3 separate regions of the Homo sapiens genome follow, and all the other regions are linked to region 1. The links are chromatin loops, found by intact Hi-C in ENCODE. Cell type or tissue: A673. All regions are shown on one strand.

Evidence for each region. A loop is a pair of places that touch in the nucleus more often than their neighbours do. Peaks named below come from ENCODE experiments on the same cell type or tissue, not always from the same donor. Only the 100,000 strongest peaks of a DNase experiment are listed, where the experiment ranks them.
Region 2: it touches region 1 in a loop (2.7-fold over the local background); 10 of 110 quality-filtered maps call a loop at or near these places.
Region 3: it touches region 1 in a loop (6-fold over the local background); 27 of 110 quality-filtered maps call a loop at or near these places.

Annotation. Positions count from the first base shown.
Region 1 is chr20:53,939,027-53,941,526 of GRCh38, reverse strand. BCAS1-AS1 (BCAS1 antisense RNA 1) reads right to left here. Exons shown (of 5, transcript NR_199019.1): 3 at 929-1,095; 4 at 132-242. Among named protein-coding and RNA genes, the nearest start is that of BCAS1-AS1, 25 kb to the right of the region's middle. RefSeq lists a silencer at 2,463-2,500. In A673, a CTCF peak has its summit at 1,440 (motif pointing right); a DNase peak (open chromatin) is centred at 1,436; H3K4me3 peaks cover 854 bases; H3K27ac peaks cover 2,500 bases.
Region 2 is chr20:53,148,533-53,151,032 of GRCh38, reverse strand. The region is part of intron 1 of TSHZ2 (teashirt zinc finger homeobox 2); the gene reads right to left. Among named protein-coding and RNA genes, the nearest start is that of TSHZ2, 180 kb to the right of the region's middle. RefSeq lists a silencer at 1,617-1,817. In A673, no CTCF peak of the experiment used is centred here; DNase peaks (open chromatin) are centred at 842, 1,432 and 2,122; H3K4me3 peaks cover 772 bases; H3K27ac peaks cover 2,421 bases.
Region 3 is chr20:54,198,724-54,201,223 of GRCh38, reverse strand. No RefSeq gene overlaps it. Among named protein-coding and RNA genes, the nearest start is that of PFDN4, 8.1 kb to the left of the region's middle. In A673, a CTCF peak has its summit at 1,390 (motif pointing right); a DNase peak (open chromatin) is centred at 1,413.

The sequences.
Region 1 (2,500 bases):
AGGTACACAGGGAAGTGTGTCTTCTCCCATGTCAAGAAGAAGTGGCCTTTCCAGGAATGGAGCTATTGAGCTGAAATGGCTGCCACTGCGCGTACACACACACACGCGCACACACACACACACACACACACCTCCCTTCCAGTTCCAGCTGACGGTGACTTTTTGACTGGTAACCATAAAAGAATTCATTCAAAAGGGCAGTTGTTCCCAGCAGCCAGTGAGGTCCTTCCTGCATTCGTTGTCTTGGAGAAGGAGGCACATAACAAAATAGAAACCAAAATGGGAAGGAAAAGAGAAAGAAAGTGAAATTCCTGGTCTTTGTTGTATGTATCCCCTTGCTTTTTAGATAAATTATCAGGGGTTTAAACACACACTCTCTCCCCTCCCTCCTCCCACTTCACACACACTAGATTGTTCTTGTCTGTTTGCAAACAGTCCAGAAGCACTGGGGTCTCATTAAATTAGATTCTAAGTGTCTTAAAGAATTAGATTTCAAGAAACCAAGAATCTGTGTCCTTTCCCTTCTCAGAGTGCCTGGAAGGGTGCAGATTTCTCCAATCTGAATCTGACAATGTTATTTCTTATGTCAGATAATCCCAAGTAGATCTTATACCTTAAAAAAATAAAATCAGCTACACTACCTACCTTACAGGGAAGGAAAAAGAACTAATTCCAATTATTAACTAACCCAAGATACAAACACAGGGGAAACTAGGGAATGTGCTTTGCAGCAATGTAAGATTATAGGGGTTGGTTTTAACCATCCTTTGAATGTCCCTCTTTAAGCCTTTTTAAAGGGCAATTTTGCACGGTGAGTAGAATTAGGCTTCTCCGTGGTCAAGATTTTGTTCACTCTATCAGTGCAAATTAAGTGGCACCGGCCCACTGGAAATTATAGTCTCCATTAGGAAGAAAAGAAATTACTTACCGAGCAGCAAATTCTCTAAATTTGTAATTCAGATCTTTAGTGCAGAATGCCGGTCAGGATCCAGCCCTTTGCATAAATTGGTTTTCTGGGGAGTTTAACCCCTTAGCCTCTGTTGCCCTTTTCTTGAATGGCATTCACGCAACCCTCTCCATCTCCTGGCCCTTTAACTGGCCCCGGCAGAAGTTGCAGTCCACAATTTCACAGAAGTAAGGATAATACATTATCACACATTACCGTTTATAAAGTGCTCTGGGTACAATCTGTAATTTAAAGCTGTATTTCCCTCACTGAACTTAAGTGCTTCCTTTGTTACATTTCATTACCGGGGGACTGGCATGCACCTGTATAGATTTTTTTTTTTTTTTTCATTTTTTGTTTTGTTTTGTTTTTCCAAATAAGCACTTCTTGACAAAATGGCCCCCAGCTGCACTTCTGCTAATGACAGCCATGGAAGGGCTGGTTCCTTACGTGATCTACTCTCTCAGAAGCTTGCTTTTGTCAAAATGCAGCCACGTGGGGGAGCTGCAGGACCTGGGGTTTTACAATGCCTAGCCCTTTTTCCCTGATTGCCTAACCGGGAAACTGGGCCAAAGCAGCCTGAGAGTGTATTTGTTGATTAACTTCTAGAAAGCAGTCAAGTTTAATTAGGAGAACTAGAACGAGAAAGCTGAACTGGGCAAGTCAGTTGCCTTCTATGATTCTCAGTCCTCCAAATGAAGATAAGGTTGGTTGGTTTGTGTTTCCATCCTTATCTGCTCTATCTTGGAAGAAGCTCAAGGAAGATTGTGTGATTGCAAAACGTTTCAGTTGGTGTCATTGCAATGCATTTAAGTAATCCTTACTGGCCCATCCTGCTCCACAAAGCAGCCTTACCTCTCATCTTCTCCACTCCCAACTAAAGAGCAAGTGATTTAAACTCTGAGTGTCCTCCCTCAACAATGGGCTAATAATAGAGCCTACTCGTGGAGTTGCTGCCAGCATGCAGTGAGATGGTGCATACCAAACATTTAGTGCAGTGGCTGGCACATTGTAAGCACTTAGGAAAGGCAAGCTATTCTATCATGGGGAACTTTTAGCACCAAGTAACAGAAAACCCCTACTTGAATTGGCAGATAATCGTAACAATAAGGGTATTTATCATTTCATATAATAGGTGTTGTATAACATCTTTGGCTTTGATTCTCTGAGACTCTCTTCCAGCTAACAACGATAATGAGGAAATGTATCGTTTCATATAACTGGTGTTAAGTCTCATAGCCTGGCTCTGGTTCTCTGACACTCCATTCTGCCATGTTCCATGGGTTGACTTCATCCTAAAACTGTGCTGAATGATGGATGCAGTTCCAGGCAAGGGGATTATGGGAATACCATAATCAGTTTCAATGAATCATTTTGGTGAAATCATGTTGAGAAGGCAATACAATGATACAGTAGACAGTAAAGCCATTATTGGTATCAGTGGCTTTAAGGCTAACCATTCCCCAAACTAACTGTGTCCCTTCAATTCACACCCATGGGATTTGTGTAATGACGGCCCCCACCTTCCAAAGCAGTGCCACTAGAATGTGAACT
Region 2 (2,500 bases), 790 kb after region 1:
AAGGTAACATTTAATAAGCATGTTAGGGTAATTAGTTAAGTCACTTGTCAATTAACTAGATTACCTAATAGCTAATTTGTCTCTCCAAGCAGCAGGCTTTGTGGAAAGGCAGTCAAGGAAAACTTATTTTGAAAGGATGGCCTTCCCACGTAAGTATACCTAAGCCAGCCCAATTTCAGTGTTTCTGTTGGCCTCAGAGCTCCACTGGTGAGGATCTTAGTTTTCTTATTTGCTTTTAAATGAAGTCCCTTCCTTTTCTTCTCTTTTTAAGATCTTCTCCTTCCTTCCTTTCTTCCCTCCTTCTTTTTCTTTTCCTCCTTTCCTTCCTTCCTCTCCTCCTTCCTTCCTTTTTCCTTTCTTCTTTCTCTTTCTTTCCTTCTTTTTTTTAAAAAACTTTTATTTTATTTTATTTTATTTTCCTGTAGTTGATTTTACCTTAGATTAGAAGCCACCAACACTCCCTGTGAAGGACCAGCTAGTAAATATTTTAGGCTTTGCAAGACAAGAGACTAAATTGAGGATATGTGCAGGTACTTATGTAACAAAAGAGAAAACAGATTTTTACAAAATTTTTCAACCATTTATGTGAAAATTCTTTCTAGTTTGCCAGCTATATAAAAACAGGTTTCAGGTGGGATTTGACTCACTGGCTGTAGTTTGCAGATCCCTGGTTTGCATCATCACTAAATTGTTAATTTCCTAAATCAGCATGGTTAGATTTGCAATCTGGAAGTTATCAAAATCATCTGGCCTCCCCACTGTGTTCATCATTCACCCTCCCAATAAGAGGCTAAAAGCATAGACTCCAGACCCCAACTATCCAGATTTGAATCCCAGCTTTGCCAAGAAGTGTGCAACCTTGGATAAGTTACTTAACCTCTCTGTGCTTCAATGACACCATCCCCAAAACAGAAATAGCGATCTCATAGGATTGCTATGAAGATTACAGTGAGGTGTATAAGTAAAACATTTACCGCAGTGTCCGGCACATAGGCAGAACTATGAAAGTGTTAACTTCTTTTTATTACTTTAATGGCACAGGGAGTAGAATAAGGAACACTTCCCCTTTGCAATGAAATGATAAGCAGACTCTATTCCCTGATCCCTGGAGATCCATTTGGTGACGGACTTCATGCCAAGAGGAGAGAAGCTGCAAGGAGATATTCTTGGGCATTTTCCGAGCGTGCTTATGCAAACAGGATGCTGTAAATGTCTCTTTGGAGAAGGAGCCTGCCAGCAGGTCTCAGTTTTGCCTCGTGATTTATTGGGACCCTCTGCTTTTGTTCAAATAGGTTTTCCTGCCTCAGCTCTTCAATGATTGGACTGCAAGTCATGCCCTGTATAGTACCAAGTCTGTCTCCATGCCCTACATAATATGTGATGAGAAGAAGTGCTATTAAAGAGGTTTCCTGTTACGGTCTCCTCATTGGCACCATGAGCTGAGCGGAAATCTCTGAAGGACTTATTTAGCATGCACACACTAGAACTGAACTAAAGCAGATCCTTGCATTGGCAGCTCAAGAACTTTAAATGCCCCTGGCAGAAACTCCTCCTCTCTTTCCTCCCCCTCTTTCTCTCACTCCCTTTTGATGTTCTCTCTTTCTTTTAGCCTATCGTTGACAGTAAGTGCAATCACATTACACACAGCTTTCTTTGGAAAGCCCCCTTTTTAATGATCTGGCAGACACTGAGCCCTTCCAGAAAAAAAATTTCAATCCCTCTTCCCACAGCTTCCGCAAGCCCCAGTGACAAATGACACCTGTCATTCTGTCACAGACAAGCAGCACAGACAGGGATGTCAGTGATGTATGGCTCACCAGCAGAGGAAATCAACTTTAAAAAAAAAAAAAAAACCCTAAAAGAGCTGACCAGTACATTGTCAGGATCCTGCTCCCAAGGCCTCGCCTAACAGACAGACTGGAAGAGAGACAGAAAAAGTTTCAGCTTGAGGGGGAAGAATGTATAAGATCAAAACACAGAAATATTTATCTACGGAGAAACTGGCATCAAGTAAGCCACAGATTGCTTTGCATTGTTTATTTCTTTGCAGTGCTCTGGATATTAGCCAAATTCTCACCTCCTCCTGTGATTTATGGAGGAAAAGGTTGATTCCTGCTCTGTGAGAATTCTCTTTCTGGAGCCTCTGAAAAAAAGTGAGTCAACCCGAGCTTTGTTTGTTAAGCCTAAATTACCCCATTTTACACTGAGTCCAATGAAAAGCAATAAAATTTCCAATAACCCCCAAGGGATTCCCTCCATACAAAGACTGTACCCTGAAGATTAATAACCTGCCTTTTATGTTGATGGCAATCTCAGAAAAGATTGGGAGATGTCTTCATTTTCTTTATCTATATATTTTTTCTATTTTGTATCAACCCCCACCCCATGATCCATACATATTGAATGCAAAAACTTTTTTTTTCTTTCAATCAAAACCACTGCACTTAGATCCACTTGGGGTCCTGATTTAATAGGCAAACTCAGCCACATTCTCAAATTG
Region 3 (2,500 bases), 260 kb before region 1:
CTCTCTCCTAGCAGAAAAACTCGTTCTGCAAGTCCGCATGGTACAGGGACTTTCAAGTCTGCTGAGCATCTTCTCATTTCCTGATGTGGAGCATTTCCGACCTTTGTTTCTGGTCCTTTCTCCAGCTGGGGACTGTCCCTGGCTCTCCGGGGAGAAGCATGGGGTACAAGTGGAAGCATGTGGATCCTGCAGGTCAGGGAGGAGAATCAACAATGACCATTTGGAAAGACTTTCCCTTATGCCAGGTTGAAAACTGGCCTCCCACTGACTGGATCCAGGCTATGTTTTCTTTGACCCATATGGTATTTTTCTTTAGTGGAACCAATATTTGAGATTTTTAGTTTTGCTTGAGCTGGTACAATCAGCATCCTGGTGACATTGCACCTGTGTTTCTGCCTGATGGGCAGCTGCTGGTGCTGCTTTGGCCTGGCACATTCGGCCAGCAGGCTCTCTCCTGGGCCTGGCAGACCCCCCCACTCACAGAGCGCACACAGGTACATGTAGGGCACCTGCCCATCCATGTGCTCACCTGTGAGGCCCTCCAGGTATATGAACTTGTAACTCCCAGCCTTCTGTTTTAACATACCTAAATGAGAGCATTTATGCGTGTGTTTGTTTGAAATTTCTACCATGCTAGGTGCTATTGCAAGCAGAAAAATAAAGCAGACAAGGTGCTTGGCATCATGAAGCTTATGGTTGGCAAACATATGACCAAAGTCACAGCACCAGAAGCTGCAACCCTGGGGCGAGTCCAGGGGAGAAAGAGCTTGAATCTTGCTGGAGTGGTCCCTGAGGACTGTGGAATCAGTGGGATGTTGCTTGGACCAAGAAGGGCAGGTGCTCAGCATTGAGGGCATAACACTGAAAAAACAGACAAAACTCTTTGTCCTCATGTAGCTTACATTCTATTGATAGGAAAAAGATCATAACCAAAACATATAAGTAAATTATACAGTATGTTAGAAAGTTTTATTAGTATAAATGCTATTAATCGCTCCAACAAGAACTCATAAAATTATAATAAAAGACTGTGTGACTACCATCAGGAACACTCCGTGAGGAAGATATAAGGACAGAAATGGTCAGTATATTGACTGGAAAATGAAGAGAAAAAAAAAACCTGTTTGAATTGGTATGTAAGCTACAAAATTGTCCAGACATGTCCCAGTTTAATTTAGATTTTGTCACAAAGCGAGAATGAGGTTATCACATCATTTCCTGGCAGTACGCACCTGGGTGCCCTCCAAAACCTGCAACACCTGCTCCAGGCTCCTGGTTCTAAGATTTAAAAAGGAAACCTTGATCAGATTCCTCTTCCATGCTGGCCATGAGGAGTGAGAGGCAAGAAGGAGCAAATCCCCAGGATCACGCAGCAATTTGGTTTGGCGCCTGCAGAGGGCACCCGAGGAACATGACAGTGTTCCCCAGACTTAAATCATTCAAATCCACCTTCCGAATATTTTGCACTTCTTTTGAATCTTACTGTGCTGGGTAATGTTAAGTACTGTCAGTTTGTATTTAGCTAAACAATTTTGCAAATGGTTTTTCCATAACGCTGTTTGAAATGTTTCATTGTTTTCCCATTGCACTTAAATTTCTTACCAGGGCCTAGCCTCCCTCCCTGACCTTGTTTTGGACCATCTTTCCCCTCACTCACTGTGCTTCACCCTCTTGGGCCTCCATTCTGTGAATGCTACACGCTCCCTCCTGCCTCAGGGCCTTTGCACTTGCTTTTCCTGCTGCCTATGATGCCTTTCTCCTATTGTTCAGCCAGCTGCATTCTACCGTCTGCCTATCCTTAAGACTCAGCGTCTATGTTACTCCCATCAAGGAAGCTGCTATGATTTGAATGTGTCCTCCAGAGTTCGTAGTTGAAATTTAATGGCCAATGTGGTTTTACAATGAGGCGGGGGTCTTTAAGTCTGAGGACAGAGCCCTCAAGAATGGGATTGGGTCTCTTATAGAAGGGCTTGAGGGAACGAGTTTGTGTTGGTCCATTCTCCCACTGCTATAAAGAACTGCCCAACACTGGGTAATTTAGAAAGGAAAGAGGTTTAATTGACTCGCAGTTCCACATGGCTGGGGAGGCCTCAGGAACCTTACAATCATGGCGGGAGGTGAAGGGAAAGCAAGGCACCTTCTTAACAGGGCGGCAAGATCAAGAATAAATGCAGGAAGAACTACCAAACACAAAACCATCAGACCTCGTGAGAACTCACTCACTATCACGAAAACAGAGTAGGCGAAACCGCCCCCTTGATTCAATTATCTCCACCTGGTCTTTCCCTTGACACATGGAGATTATGGGGATTACAATTCAAGATGAGATTTTGGGTGAGGACACAGCCAAACCATATCAAGGTTCATTCTCTTCTGTTCTTCTACCATGTAAGGACATAGCATTCTGCCCTGCAGAGGACACAGCAACAAGTTGGCATCTTAGAAGGAGAGACTGGACCTCTCACCAGCCATTAAACCTACAGGTGCCTTGATCTTGGAT